Regions from separate parts of the Mus musculus genome. Here region 2 is linked to region 1. A link is a loop called in an ENCODE intact Hi-C map of the cell type or tissue named here. Cell type or tissue: gastrocnemius. All regions are shown on one strand. Each heading gives the region's core, and the rest is flanking DNA. Links, peaks and the distances in the headings are about the cores only. Region 1 has its middle 23 kb from the start of Zfp935. Region 2 has its middle 65 kb from the start of Zfp808.

Evidence for each region. Hi-C counts contacts between places; a loop is a spot of excess contacts. Peaks named below come from ENCODE experiments on the same cell type or tissue, not always from the same donor. Only the 100,000 strongest peaks of a DNase experiment are listed, where the experiment ranks them.
Region 2: a loop joins it to region 1, with 5 times the contacts of the local background. A loop is called at or near these places in 16 of 42 quality-filtered maps.

The regions. Positions count from the first base shown.
Region 1 is chr13:62,440,224-62,448,240 of GRCm38, reverse strand. No RefSeq gene overlaps it. Among named protein-coding and RNA genes, the nearest start is that of Zfp935, 23 kb to the left of the region's middle. In gastrocnemius, for the core only: no CTCF peak of the experiment used is centred there; no DNase peak of the experiment used is centred there.
Region 2 is chr13:62,190,679-62,198,695 of GRCm38, reverse strand. No RefSeq gene overlaps it. Among named protein-coding and RNA genes, the nearest start is that of Zfp808, 65 kb to the right of the region's middle. In gastrocnemius, for the core only: no CTCF peak of the experiment used is centred there; no DNase peak of the experiment used is centred there.

The DNA of each region.
Region 1 (8,017 bases), core at 1,892-4,391:
AAAAATCCTCATGCTGGGATGAGCTTCCTCATGGCATATACAATGCAAATTATTCATACCTTCCCCCTTCTGAATTAAATTTAATAAGGCCACACTTAACTGAGGTGATCAAATAATTTTTTTCATCCTTGGATGAGCGGGCATTACCATGGCTGGGGGGACATTGACCCAATTCCTCCCGTGGGTGCTGTCACAAACCCACACTTGGGGCTCTTGGTATCTTTTGGGGAGGTGAGGCAGAGCCTTTGAAAAAATCATAAATTGTAACTGAAATTAGATACCAACCTCTTCCTAACCTGGTTTGTCTCTCAGGGAACTCAGAAACGGTCTATTTGGACCTTCCCCTGCAATACTTAGTTTGCACCCATGCTGGGCCCATACTGGATTCGTATTTATTACGAACCAGCATGCACAATTTTGAGTTTTGTGCAGCTCCCGTAGGAGAATTATCAACCTCAGACTCAGTAAGGCCTCTGTAAGCATGCCAATTGTAACACCACAATTTGTGGCTCTTAAGCTATAACAAGAGCTGGAGGTCACCCTTCTTTGTCCCTATTGTCTCCAAAACCTAAGGAACCAAGGGGACTCTGCTTTAGCAGCAAGGGTGGAAAATTGGAGACGAGTCGCTGTTTCTGTCTCGGTGGGAGGAGGATCTTCTTCGTCTGAGTCTCGGATATCTAGCTGATGGTAGTGGACTGCAACCGGCTTACCTAAAGCAGCTTCAATCTGTGAGTTAACAAAACTGGTTAATTTTTTAAAGGCCCAGGGGCCAAAAGACAAAAGCAGCAGAAGACCCAAGAAAGGTCCCAGAAGTGTGGGAAGCAAGGTAGTGACCCAAGGAGAAGTAGAAAACCAATTTTTATACCAAGATTCTTGTTTTTCTCTGCTGCGTTTTCTTTCTTCTAGACTAGCTCTAACTTTATCTATACTATCTTGAACTAAGCCTGTCTTGTCAGAGTAAAAACGACATTCTTCCTTGAGGGCTGCACATAACCCTCCTTCTTTAAGGAACACTAAATCAAGACCTCGCCTGTTTTGTAATACTACTTCAGACAGAGAGACCAAGGAATCTTTTAAATTTTTTAAACCTCTCTGTAGCTCTTGAATATCTCTGTCTACAGCAAGGTGAAGCTGAGTATATTGTTGCTGGGAAGTGACTAAAGATGCAATGCCTGTTCCTGTGCCTGCAACTCCCAAGCCTAGGATCACTGCTAAGGTTACTGCAGAAATAGGCTCTCTCTTATTACAGGGTTGATCTGTGTCACTCTTCTAAAACTGGAGGAGGTCTTCTGCATGGTGTACTGTTAGCTTCGGGAGAAGCTGAACTACAACACAATAATCTCTATCATCTAAAAAGGTCTGAGTAACTATACATGTAGTAAGTCCAGTAGAACATGCTAAATAAGTACCTTTAGGTGCTGCTAGATATCTAGAGGTGGCCTCTACTATAATAGTCTGAATGCAAACCTCTAATAAGGCCTGAGGAGGAAGTATGGAAGGCCCCAAAAGGCATAAGCCTATGCCAGACACCTGACTTAAAGTGAGCCCATCATGGCTCTCGGGGTGCCATCCAAGTTTGCTGGAATCATTAATTGTAACGACTGATCCGAATGTTGCCACCCCTTCATAAAAGGGAGGTTGAGGAGAAAAACACACCCAACATTCTTCATATTGAGTAGCATTAGCTGCATCTATAGTAGCAATTGATGCATTAACTAAGGATAAAATTAATTCTGCGGAGGAGGGAGATCCAGCAGGTAAAGTAGGTTGGAATATAGTAGTCTTGGGTAGTCCTAAGGTAATAGTCTGTGGAATACTCGGCTTTCTAGGATATGAGGAATGTAAAAAGAGATTGGGGCCTATAGCAGCCGACCCTAAAGATGGGGTGTTTTTAAGTAACTGGATTTTGAAAGTTACTCCGAAATCTTTTTCATTTTTATAGATACGTAAACCCCACTCAGCTCCTTGTGTATATTCCCAATTAAATTTTTTTTCTTGCGTCAGTAAAGGAGATCTCTAAGGTGTTGCACCATCCTTTGGAGGTCTGGTTGGAACTAGCACAGGCAGCATAATCTGGCCTGCTCCGGACCTTTATTAGGTCCCAATCAGAAGTGGGTTTCCAATAGGTGTCTCCCGTGGTCTCACAGCCCCAGGAAGCACAAAAATAATCAGGGGCGGAGCCACATTTATGATTAAGAGTGCGACTCCGGTGACTGGGGCCAGGACAAACGTATGTGCCCCATCTTTTTTAAACACCGGCAAGGGTTCTCCTGCGACTTAAACTAGCACATCCAGGAGTGGTATAGGCAACTTGTCTAGGATCGTCAATAGCTTGTTCTTGTGGCAGGAATTCTAAGTGAGTTCCCCAGTCATTATGACCTCCTAAGACTAATTTACAAAGATCAACTCTCAGGATGGGCCATGGGATAGAGCCTTCAATCTTGGAGGTGGCATTAGCTATGTCACCTGCCTCGTTGATGATCAGCCAGGTGTAATTATAAAGTCGATAAGGATTTTTCTTAACTTGGCCTACCACTGGCAATGTGCTTCTCGTCAGGCAAAGACACAACCAAATCTTGATGATCAGAAGTGACTTCTTTTTTGGTGTTTTCATTTTTCTGTAAAGAAGCACATTTAGAAATTTTTTCAGGGTTTTTCCTCCCCGGACAGTTGTAAGGTTTAATTAGGCGCTCAGGGAGCCATCTAGCATTCTGTGCTTTTGAATCGTAGATGCAAGCGTGTCCTTTGCCCCATATGAGGACTGGGTCTGGACCCTGCCGTTTGTTGGACAAGGAATCTCTCCACATAGCTTGTGCATAGTTATTAGCAGTAGAAGGATGCCAGAGGCGATCTGCAGCAGACTTGCCTGCATTGTCGTACGTCAGAAAGTTTAAAACAAATAATGCATGATTTAAAAGCATTTTGGAGTTACCAGACTGAGGATATAGAATTTCTCTTCCAATCTGTAATTTGAAAAGCATGTTTTTAAGAGTTTGATGAGTTCTTTCTACAATACCTTGACCTTGGGGATTATAGGGAATCCCAGTAATGTGTTTAATGCTCATTTGAGCACAAAACTGTTTAAAGCTGGCACTAGTATATCCTGGGCCATTGTCTGTCTTGAGGATCTTAGGCTGTGGCACAGCTGCCAAGCAGGAGAGAACATGGCTGATAACATGTTTAGTAGCCTCTCCTGTTTGTAAAGATGCACAGATAAATCTACTAAAGGTATCAACAGAGACATGAATATATTTTAACTTTCCAAAGGGAGTGTAATGGGTAGCATCCATCTGCCACAGTTCACCAGGAATTAGTCCTCGGGGGTTGACTCCCACATGTGGCTCTGGCAAAAGGGTCAGGCAGCCCCTACACTGCCGGACAATTTGTCTAGCCTGTTCACGAGTGATGGAGAATTTAAGTCTCAAGGTATGCGCATTAAGGTGATGTAAATCATGGGCCTGTTGGGCAGCAGCAAGAGGGGTAATAGACAAAGCTAAAGCTATTACCTGAGTGGCCTGATCAACTATATCGTTGCCTTCAGACAAAGGTCCAGGCAGGCCAGAATGAGCACGAATATGTCCAATAAAGAATGGAAAATTACGAGCAAGAATAAGACTTTGGGGCTGGTGAGATGGCTCAGTGGGTAAGAGCACCCGACTGCTCTTCCGAAGGTCCAGAGTTCAAATCCCAGCAACCACATGGTGGCTCACAACCATCCGTAACGAGATCTGACTCCCTCTTCTGGAGTGTCTGAAGACAGCTACAGTGTACTTACATATAATCAATAAATAAATCTAAAAAAAAAAAAAAAAAAAAAAAGAATAAGACTTTGAAGTTTAGCAAACATTGGAGATGCATTGGTAAAAGGGCGGATATAAGGAACAGTTTCTAAAAGAGGAACAGAGGCAGCCACATAGGCGCTGTCTGTATATAAATTGAAGGAAGCTTCAGGCAATAGTTCAAATACTTTAACAATAGCTGCCAATTCAACAAGCTGTGCTGAGGAGAAGTCTGTCATAAAACGTGAGACTTTTCCATCGATATTAAAAGCAGCCATACCTGAGGAAGACCCATCAGTAAAAACTAACATAGCCCCAGGAATCGGGTTTGACTTTGTTCTCTTAGGGAAAACCACAGGTGTCCTATGTAGAAACTGAACTAATTTATCAGCAGGATAATGATTATCAATCACACCTTGAAAAGAGATACAATTAACTGCCCAATCATCATTATTTTTAAGTAACCACTGAACTTGAGAGGCATCATAGGGGAGAACAATAACATCTGGATCTCTGCCAAAAAGCTTAAGAGCAGCTTCCCTGCCTAGGTGCAGAACATTAGCAACTAACTGAGGATATGTGGGCAGCACTTTGGAGGGAGGAGCTGACATGTGGACCCAAAACAGAGGTTTGAGCTGCCACAGCAGGCCTGTAGGTGAAAAGGGAGTAGGGAAGACAAGGAGCTGAAGTGGAAGCTCTGGGGAGAAATACCCGATATTTTGCTCACTGATGGCTTGTTCAACTCTAGCTAGTGACCTTTGTGCCTCCTGAGTTAACATGCGTGGAGAGGACGGATCTGGGTCTCCTCTTAGAAGGTCAAACAAAGGTCTTAACTCTCCTGTTCTAAGTTTCAGATAAGGACGAAGCCAATTAATATCTCCTAACAGACGTTGATGATCATTAAGAGTCTGTAAGGAATCTTGTCTTACCTGAACCTTTTGAGAGAGAATTTTGTTAGGAAATAACTCAAAACCCAAAAACAAGTGAGGAGGGTGGATCTGAACTTTTTCTGGTGAAACCTGGAGTCCTTGATTTTGAAGGGCATTAATAAGCTCTTGACTAGCAATATATAATTGGTCTTGAACAGGTCCAGCAACCAAAATGTCATCCATGTAATGGACTACATATAGATCAGGGTAAGACATTCTGAATGGATCAAGAACTTGTGCCACATATCTCTGGCAAAGGGTAGGACTGTTAGCCATGCCTTGAGGATGAACCTTCTATTGGAATCGAGGAGAAGGACCTATACAATTAACCACTGGAAGGGTACATGCAAAGCGTTTATAATCTTCAGGATGGAGAGGAATGGAAAAGAAACAATCTTTTAAATCAATCATTAACTTAACATATCCCCTGGGAATAGTCACTGGAGAGGGAATCCCAGGTTGTAAGGCCCCCATGGGGACCATGGTCTTATTAACTGCTCTAAGATCTTGTAACAATCTCCATTTACCATTTCGCTTTTTAATAACAAAGATGGGAGTGTTCCACGGTGAAGTGGAGGGTTCAATATGTCCAGCTGCCAATTGTTCCTGCACTAACTCTATGGCCGCTGACAATTTTTCTGCAGGAAGGGACCACTGGTCAAGCCAGACAGGGGTATCATCTTTCCAAGTAATCTTATCTGCCTGACATGCAGGGAGAGCAATGGAACTCTGGAGAGTATTTTTTGATTGTCCAATTCCCTGTAAATGAGTTAAAGAGGCCTTTAACGGCCAAGCAGCAGGCCAGGCACTTTGTGAAATCACAGTAGAATCTGCACCTGAGTCTAAAAGGCCCTCAAAACGCTTGCCATTTATTTTAAGGCAGAGTGTCGGGCAGTCTTTGGTAATTGCTTGAACCCAATAAAGGTCTGATGACCCTGGCTGTGAAGAGCCACGACGTTTGTCCAAAGCTGAATAGGAGGTATTTAAAGGTAGAGGCAAGGCTTGTGCCAAACGTTGTCCTTTGTTTATGGATATTGGCCCTTGAGAGGCACTAACTAAAATTTTTATTTCTCCAGTACAGTCATTATCTACTAATGAGGGATGGACATTAAGTCCTTTTAAAGTGGCGGAAGCACGCCCTAATATTAAAAAAAATAAGTATTGGGTGGAGGAGGCCCACAGACCCCTGTGGGGAGGATGTAAATGCCATCCTCCGGTGTTAAAATTGCGCTGGCAGAGGAATACAGGTCCAGCCCTGCACTACCTATGGTGGCTCTGGAGAGACCAGAGGCTGATTTGTCTGCCGACTGTGCCCCGTGGCCGGGAGAAATGAGATGGTTTTGGGGACTCGGGGCTGTCCCCCATACTCGTTTCCCTGAATAGGAGGCAGGGGATTTCCAAACACATCTGTCTGAGCTCTACAAGTGTTTGTCCAATGCATGCCTTTCTTACAGCGTGAGCAAAGAGAGTTGGGCCGTGTAGGCCAGAAAGAATGGTCAGTAGGTTGTGCTGAAGCACTGTTAAGGGAGGGGTGGGGCGCAGTGGGACACTGTCGTGCAAAGTGTCCAGGCTGGCCGCACTTAAAACAATTTTTCTGGGGGCCTGTTTGTCGAAGAGCCTCGCCTATTGCAAGATTAACTGTTTGGGACATCTTGTGAGTAAACATATCAACATCACGACAAAGATGAATCATCTCATTAAGGTCTTTGTCTCTGATCTTACCGCGTAAGACTGCCTTACAAGCTGAATTAGCCACTTATCCCGCCCCACGGGATTCAGTTATTCGTGGGTGCGAGAGGGACCGCAAACCTGGAAGGAAATGGGAGTAAAAGAAAGAGAGTCGGAGGACCAAGTAGATATTAACCTATCAAGGTCTCGTTTATTAGGCTGAGGTGCCTTCCTTTTAAAGCATACATCTCAGGGAATATGGGAGGGGTCGAGGGAGAATTATACAAAGAACAAAGAAGTGGGCATCTGCTGACATGAGGGCCGAAGTCGGGCGCCAAGCAGTGGGCACTTTGCATCTTATCTCCGGAACCTTGATCCTCCTCAACAGCCTTGGGAGTCAAGCTGGGCTCAGGCACAGCTCACGCCCTTGGATGTCCTGGGAACTCAGGAAGAGATAGGGGAGAGGGGACTGTTATTCAAATTTTGCAGCCTTAGGTGTTAGGAAGAGGACAAGGAGGAAAGGGGGTGGCAACCAGCTCTTGGTACAAGGCCCTTTGATTTGTTAAGGAGATTGTGAAGGGCTCACTTTCTCACGGGATGGTCTCTGACAATACCTGAAAAAACAAATACAGTCAAAGGAATGCATACAGCAGGTTTTCTTCATGTATTTGTGAATTTTTCATCCTTAACAAATAAGATTTTGGAACACATTTGGGAATGGATAAAGAATAGAAAATGAAGCAGAAAATAATGCAATATTTTTACTTAACATGTACAAAAGTACAACTTAAATATGCACCTTACCAGATAGACAGCCTATCAGTTAACATAAACTGGATATTGTTTCAATAGACAGGGGTCCCATTTCCCAAACCTTGCTTAGTGTTGGAAGACAGAAAGGTAGGCTATTGAAAGATAGGCAAAAGTGATACTGAAAGGCAAAACTTGCCATTGTGATAATGGGTCAGCTCCTGCACAAGAAAGCTGGGCCAGGAAACCTAATGTTGCTGTGTGTCCTTCAGCACAGTCTAACCCTAAGGAAGGTGCTAGTGTCACTCAAGATTCGCTGGCCAATGAGAAACACCAGGAAGACCCTCCAGTCAGAAGAGGAGGAGGGTTCTTCCATATGCATTGTTCCGTTCACCTCCATTGCTGAGCAGGCTTTAGTGGTTGGTGCGATGTGCTTTGACTTCTATTGCTGAGTGCCTTAGGCAAATGGCAGCTGTGACCACTGCCCCCTAACCTGAATTCCTAGTGGACTGAGAAGTGGGAGATGAGGTGGTGACTCTCCCCTGGGCGGAGTAGAAACCAGCAGCCACCTATCAGGTTCCTAATAACTTTTTTATGGGAGCTGGATCTACAAAAACATTTGGAACACGGAATTTCTTGTAGAAACATCCTTTAAAAAATGTTTTATTTCTAATTCATTTTTTACACTCCATATTCTATTCCGTGCCCTTCCCCATCCATCTTCTGAGTGCTCCACGTCCCACACTTCCTCCCCACCCCACCCCACCCCACCCCATCTACATGTGGATGCTTCCATCGCCAACCCCACCTGAACTCTAAACACCTAGTCTCTTGAGGGTTAGGTGTATCACCTCTGAATGAACACAGAACCAGAAGTCCTCTACTGGATGT
Region 2 (8,017 bases), core at 2,591-5,090, 250 kb after region 1:
CTCCCCCCCACCCCCAGCAAATAAAAACTCAGGAAGGCTCACAGGCCAAGGGCCTCTGTCCAGGTCACTACATACATGTATGAACAGAACCATAGTCTGCTCACAATCCATCCCAGTCCCAACAGATCAGATTCTGATAGTTTAGCCAACCTACTCTTCCTGGTCCTGAAAGTGACTTTCCTGGACAGGAGCTGTGACACTCAGCTTACGGTCTACCTCACAGCTCCCTAGTGCTACATCAGAGTTGAATCCCAGAAGGAAGACACAAGGTACTTCCTACTGTTGCTCCTAATGACTACGTCTACCCAGAGTTCATCACAATCTACTGTCATCCTGCTGGGCCTCAAAACTGTGGCCGCACTCCTACTGGACCAGAAGAGATCAAATGACTCAGACAGCACAGGCCTGCCCAGCTCTCTGCTTCCACAACAGGGGCACACAGGGCCTGAGTGTGGGAAATTTGTAGTTATCAAGAAATTCTTGCAGTCTCCCAGAGCACATTTTCTTATTCAATCAAGGGACAGAGTACCTTGTGTGTACAACTACTTCCAATTTTCTGAGGATGGCTAGATTGACTTTCAGAGTGGTTATTCAGTTTTACAATCCCACCAGGAGTGGAGGGGTCCCTTTCTCCACACCCTTGGGAGCATGTGCTCTTACTTGAGTTTTTGACTTCAGCCACTTTGATTGTTTAGGAAAAAATCTCAGGGTTGTTTTGATTTCCATTTTCCTGATGAGTAAGGAGTTTCAACATTTCTTTAAGTGTTTCTCAGACATTCCAGATTCTTCTGTTGAGAATTTTGACTCCAAGTAATTTTGGAGAATTTTCTGTGAGGTGCTGAGAAGCAGGCATATTCTTTTGTCTGAATGTGAAATGTTCTTTAGATATCTGTTTTTGAAAAAATTCTAAAAGAGCTAGAAATTGTAAGAGAGCTGTGTTTTCTCTCCATGGATTTTCCAAACAATGTCAGAAAATCTTGTTGAAAAAATAAATGTCAAGAACTATTTAGGTTTACCAGATATGTCCAGACTGCTCAGGTCTTGCCAAAAAAAAAAAAAAAAAAAAAAAGAATCTAAAAAGGAAGTGCTGCAACTTTTAGCTAGATAATCTCATGCAGACCAAAAGCCAAGGTTTTAATTTACACATCAATTTCATTCTTTATTGTAGGGTTGCTTTTGATTATCCTATGAGTCAGCATTCAGAATCACCAGAACCTTGACAACAAGCATTTTTTTTTTTTAAGCACTGCAAAAGAATGCAGAGATCTATCTGCAGAGCATAAATTTAGCTGGGTGAGACCTTTTCCTGAGATTTCCATTCTGACCACACCAGGACCTAAATTCTCTCTGTTGCAGGCTGACTTTAAACTCAGGGATCTGCCTGCATTTGCATTTGCCTGTCTTTGAATCTTTCTGGTAAGCTGGCTCATAGTATAGCTGCCTCTGTTCCTTTAGATCTGTGAAGCCCCTTATACGATTTATATTGCATCCTTATATTTTTGTTTAGTTCAGAAATGATATATTTTCAAACTCATGGTTTTAAAGTTCTTTTCCACAGTCTTAGGTCTTTCTTGAAGTTCCGAGGATTTACCATTTTGATGAGACGTTCCCCTGTACTAGGATATATGATCTTCGCAAGACCAAGGGCCTTTCCTCCCATTGATGGCCACCTAGGCCATCCTCTGCTACATATGCAGCTAGAGACACCTTTGTAGAGCTGCTTCTGAGAAGGACCCAGCAAAGCCAATTCTTCCTGCGTGGAGTTCACATGCACATCCTCATAAGTCACTGCATTCTAGAGCATCACATACACGTTTACAAAAGAAACCACAATAGACAAAATGATTTCCTGACACAGAACTTCTACTATCGCTACCAAGTCATTTTAGAAGGAAACCTAATAATGAGGTTCACCTCTGTCATTTCTCACCCTTTGAGTAGGATTTAGCCTTTCTAGAGATACGTCAATTAATAGACATAAAGAGGAGACAAGCTCCACAAGATCAATACTGCTTACCACACATTTAAGAAACTGTATGAACAATTACTAACTATGAAAATTAATAAAGAAGCTGGGTCTATTGGCTTATGCCTTTAACGGTGCAGTCAGGGAGACAGAGGCAGAAGGATCACATTGAGTCTGATGCCACTGTGCTGTTTACAATGAGTTCTAGGACTCCAGTGTTGCATAGTAAGACCTGCATCCCCTGCCATAATTAACCAACCAAACTGGAAAGAGAGAAATAAATCATGTGTTTTTACTTAAATTCCTAAGAGAATGGTACATACAATCCAGTCTGTAGTCAACTTCCAGAAACTTGAGGTGTACTGGCTCAATCCATATTCTTTTGTTTTTTGTTTTGTTTTATTAGATATTTTCTTATTTACACTTCAAATGCTATCCCAAAAGTTCCCTGTACCCTCCCCCGACCCTGCTCCCCTACCCACCAACTCCTGCTTCTTGGCCCTTGGGTTCCCCTGTACTAGGGCATATAAAGTTTGCAAGACCATGGGGCCTCTCTTCCCAATGATGGCTGACTAGGCCACCTTCTGCTACATATGCAGCTAGAGACATGAGCTCTGGGGATACTGGTTAGTTCATATTGTTGTTCTACCTATAGAGTTGCAGACCCCTTCAGCTCTTTGGGTACTTTCTCTAGCTCCTCCATTGGGGCCTCTGTGTTCCATCCAATAGATGACTGTGAGCATCCACTTCTGTATTTGCCAGGTACTGGCATAACCTCACATGAGACAGCTATACCAGGGTACTTTCAGCGAAATCTTGCTGGCTAATGCAATAGTGTCTGGATGTGGTGGCTGATGATGGGATGGATCCCCGGGTGCGGTAGTCTCTGCATGGTCTTCCTTTCCTCTTAGCTCCAAACTTTATCTCTGTAACTCCTTCCATAGTTATTTTGTTCCCTATTCTAAGGAGGAATGAAGTATCCACACGTGGGTCTTCCTTCTTCTTGATTTTCTTGTGTTTTGCAAATTGTATCTTGGGTATTCTAAGTTTCTGGTCTGATATCCACTTATCAGTGAGTACATATCAAGTGACTGCTTTTGTTATTGGGTTACCTCACTCAGGATGATATCCTCCAGGTCCATCCATTTCCCTAAGAATTTCATAAATTCATTGTTTTTAATAGCTGAGTAGTACTCCATTGTGTAAATGTACCACATTTTCTGTGTCCATTCCTCTGTTGAGGGACATCTGAGTTCTTTCCAGCTTCTGGCTATTATAAATAAGGCTGCTATGAACATAGTGGAGCTTGTGTCCTTATTACCAATTGGAACATCTTCTTGGTATTGCCCAGGAGAGGTATTGCTGGATCTTCTGGTAGTACTATGTCCAATTTTGAGGAACCAATAGACTGACTTCCAGAGTGGTTGTACAAGCTTGCAATCCCACCAACAATGGAGGAGTGTTCCTCTTTCTCCACATCTTCACCAGCATCTGCTGTAACCTGAATTTTTAATCTTAGTCATTCTTACTGGTGTGAGGTTGACTCTCAGGGTTGTTTCGATTTGCATTTCCCTGATGATAAGGATGCTGAATGTTTTTTCAGGTGCTTCTCAGCCCCTTGGTATTCCTCAGTTGAGAATTCTTTGTTTAGCTCTGTACCCCATTTTTAATGGGGTTATTTGAATTGCTGGAGTCCAGCTTCTTGAGCTCTTTGTATATATTGGATATTAGTCCCCTATCAGATTTAGGATGAGTAAAAATGCTTTCCCAATCTCTTGGTGTCCTTTTTTTCTTTTTTTTTTCCTAGACAGGGTTTTTCTGTACAGCCCTGGCTGTCCTGGAACTCACTCTGTAGACCAGGCTGACCTCGAACTCAGAAATTTGTCTGCCTCTGTCTCCCAATTGCTGGGATTAAAGGCATGTGCCACCATGCCCTGCATTCTTTTTGTCTTAATGACAGTATCCTTTGCCTTATAGAAGCTTTGCAATTTTATGAGGTCCCATTTTTCCATTCTTGATCTTATAGCACAAGCCATTGCTATTGTGTTCAGGAATTGTTACCCTGTGCCGATATTTTTGAGGAATTTCCCCACTTTCTCCTCTATACGTTTCAGTGTCTCTGGTTTTATGTGGAGTTCTTTGATCCACTTAGACATGAGCTTTGTACAAGGAGATAAGAATGGATCAATTCCCATTCTTCTATATGATAACTGACAGTTGTGCCAGCACCATTTGTTGAAAATGCTGTCTTTTTTTCACTGGATGGTTTTAGCTCCCTTGTCAAAGATCAAGTGACCATAGGTGTGTGGATTCTTTTCTGGGTCTTCAATTCTATTCCATTGATCTACCTATCTGTTGCTGTACCAGTACCATGCAGTTTTTATCGCAATTGCTCTGTAGTACAGCTTGAGGTCAGGCATGGTGATTCCACCAGAGGTTCTTTTATTGTTGAGAATAGTTTTTGATATCCTAGGTTTTTTTGTTATTCCCGATGAATTTGCAAATTGCCCTTTCAAACTCAGTGAAGAATTGAGTTGGAATTTTCATGGGGATTGCATTGAATCTGTAGATTGCTCTCAGCAAGATAGCCATTTTCACTATATTGATCCTGCCAATCCATGAGCATGGGAGATCTTTCCATCTTCTGAGTACTTCAATTTCTTTCTTCAGAGACTTGAAGTTCTTATCATATAGATCTTTCACTTCCTTAGAGTCACACCAAGGTATTTTATATTATTTGTGACTATTGTGAAGGGTGTTGTTACCCTAATTTCTTTCTCAGACCCTTTATCCTTTATGTAGAGAAAGACCATTGATTTATTTGAGTTAATTTTATATCCAGCTACTGCAGTGAAGCTGTTTATCAGGTGTAGGAGTTTTCTGGAGGAATTTTTAGGGTCACTTATGTATACTATCATATCATCTGCAAATAGTGATATTTTGACTTCTTCCTTTCCAATTTGTATCCCCTTGATCTCCTTTTGTTGTCAAATTGCTCTGGCTAGGACTTCAAGTACTATATTGAATAGGTAGGAAGAAAGTGGGCAGCCTTGTCTAGTCCCTGATTTTAGTGGGATTGCTTCAACTGTCTCTCCATTTAGTTTGATGTTGGCTACTGTTTGCTGTATATTGCTTTTATTATATTTAGGTATCATCCTTGAATTCTTGATCTTTCCATGACTTTAATCATGAAGGGGTGTTGGATTTTTTTCAAATGCTTTCTCAGCATCCAATGAGATGATCATGTGGTTTTTGTCTTTGAGTTTGTTTATATAGTGGATTACGTTGATGGATTTCCATATATTAAACCATCTGTGCATACCTGGGATGAAGCCTAGTTGGTCATGATGGATCATTGGTTAGATGTGTTCTTGGATTAGGTTTGCGAGGATTTTGTTGAGTATTTTTGCATCGATATTCATAAGGGAAATTGGTCTGAAGTTCTCTTTCTTTGTTGGATCTTTGTGTGGTTTAAATATCAGAGTAATTGTGGCTTCATATAAATCCATATTGTTAATGGGATGTTACCAAAAGGGAATATATGTTTAAACAGTTACAATTGGACAGAAGAAAACAACATAGGGCAGGAGACATAGCTCAGCTGTGAAATGTATGGGGTTGTTTTGAATGTATGGGAACCTGCATGTAAACTCTAAAGGTCCTTCTCCCCAATTGCTTTTTGATCAATCAATAAAGATGACAGCAGATTCCGGGTAGTAGTGGCACATACCTTTAATCCCAGCACTTGGGAGGCAGAGGCAGGTGGATTTCTGAGTTCGAGGCCAGCCTGGTCTACGGAGTGAGTTCCAGGACAGCCAGAGCTACACAGAGAAACCATGTCTCAAAAAACAAAAGAAAACAAAAAAGGTAAAAAGGTAACTGGACAATTAAGCTGATGGTTGGTTTAAGATGTTGAGCAAGGCCATGTAACTAGATAACTAAGCTATCTCTAAGGAGATATAGAGTGTTGAGCTAGGAGTAAAGGAAAGGACACACTAAGTATGAGAAGCTTGGAAAAGTCCAGCCACTGAGCCATAAGGCAGGGTAAAATTATTAATGTGTCTATGTTTGTGTGACTTTCATCTGCTGATCCAAGGCAACCAGAGCAGGAACTGGATGTGTGCCTGTCCGGAACTTAAGGCAAGGTAGTTAAAAGGCTACGTGCCACATGAAGATCTCTTGCTGCTCCTACAAATGAGTGAACTCAATTCCCTCTACTTACAGGGGTTTCACAGCTTTCCCTTGTTCCACTTTCAGGAGGTCTCAGGCCATCTTCTGTCTACTGTGAGGACTGGACACACATGAGGTATATATTCATGTACACAGACTAAAGACTCATAGTGTTCCCAACATAAGTCACTACAAAAACAACAACTAGAAAGAAGGTCAGCACCTGCCATCCAATGACTGAGAAGTCTAAGCAGTATTAATGCCATGCGTACATGCCATGCTGGGAAATACGATGATAATATCTGTGAAATTTCAAAAACCAGGAGGTGGATAAAGCTCAGCACAAAAGCATATCCTTGACATTACACATATGAAATACACACACATTACAGGCCCATCTGTCAATAAAACAGGCCAGGCTAGTTGGCCCACATTTGGTCCCAACATTTGAAGTCAGAATCAATTTGATCTCTATGTTCAAGGCCTGGCTGGCATACAAGACTACTAGGTAGGGCGACAGAGAAACATTATCTTTAAAGATAGAAAACAAAAATAAAGTATGAAAGTATTGGTTAAGCAAAATAACTTAAGACTGACTAGCTAGCTATTGCTTCCACAGCATCTTAAGGGATTTAAAGACAGAGTCTATTATGGGGAAGGCATGACAGGAAGGAAGGATATTTGAAGGAAGCTACAGGATGAATTTCAATCAAAACTGTATAAACAGAAGGAAGAGGAAATGGATTAAACCAATAGACACTCAAATGCCATCTCAATAAGGAATTGCAACTAGTATGGCTTCTTCTACAAAAACCTCCATATTCTCATCAAGGAAGGACACCGGGAAGAGACAAAAGTTTAAAGCTAACTTGCTATCTGGAAGCTCTTTGATACACCTAACTACCCACCAAGTCATAGTCATTCCATGATAAAATTGCCTTGAATCCTACTTCATAGACCCTTAAAATCTGCAACAGCATATACACTGTTCCAATGTCCAAAGTCTCTTTTGACCCTCAAGGCAATTTTTGCACTGTCACATCTTCTAAAGTCTGAAAACAAGTTATATTTTTATAACATAAAATGGCACAGAATGCCCTTTCCCATTCCAATAGACAGGAATGAGTACAGTGGGTAGATGGGGCAAAGGAAGAAGCCAGCAGGAGAAACAGCAAGTCCTGTTGCTCTGTCTCAGACACATGTAGCTTCAATTTTTTTTGTTTTGTTTTTGTTTTTGTTTTTGTTTTTTTTGTTGAGACAGGATTTCTCTGTATAGTCCTGGCTTTCCTGGAACTCACTCTGTAGAGAAGGCTGGCCTCGAACTCAGAAATCCACCTGCCACTGCCTCCCAAGTGCTGGGATTAAAGGTGTGTGCCACCATGCATGGCCTGTGTGGCTTCAATTTTAAGGGGCAACTTCTCCTACATCTCTTGGGTTTGTTACTTCTCCTCTATATATGCAGCTCTCCATAGCAGATGTCTCATACCTTGTGTATCTCAACATCCTGAGTTCAGATAATGCAACTAAGTATTCATCCTCATAGCTTCAAGCAGTGAGCTCACCCAGGTTTGACACTGGGGCTCTGATGCTTAGCAAGAGAGGAACTGGAAGAGTGCTGAACTGAAACCACAGACCAAGCATCCTTGACCTTAAATTTTGCATCACTCTTCTTTCCAGAACCGACAAGACATAAGTGGTTGTCCTGAGTTTGGCTTCTAAACTGAGATTGAGACTACTATAGGTGAACCACAGTTGTAGCAGATTTTTCATGAAGTTATTTACTGGGACTGGGAATCACTTTGACTATTCCCACCATTAATTAGAAACTTTGTAGGAAACATTTTAATCTCATGTCACCTTCTAAGATTTCCAGTCCATAGA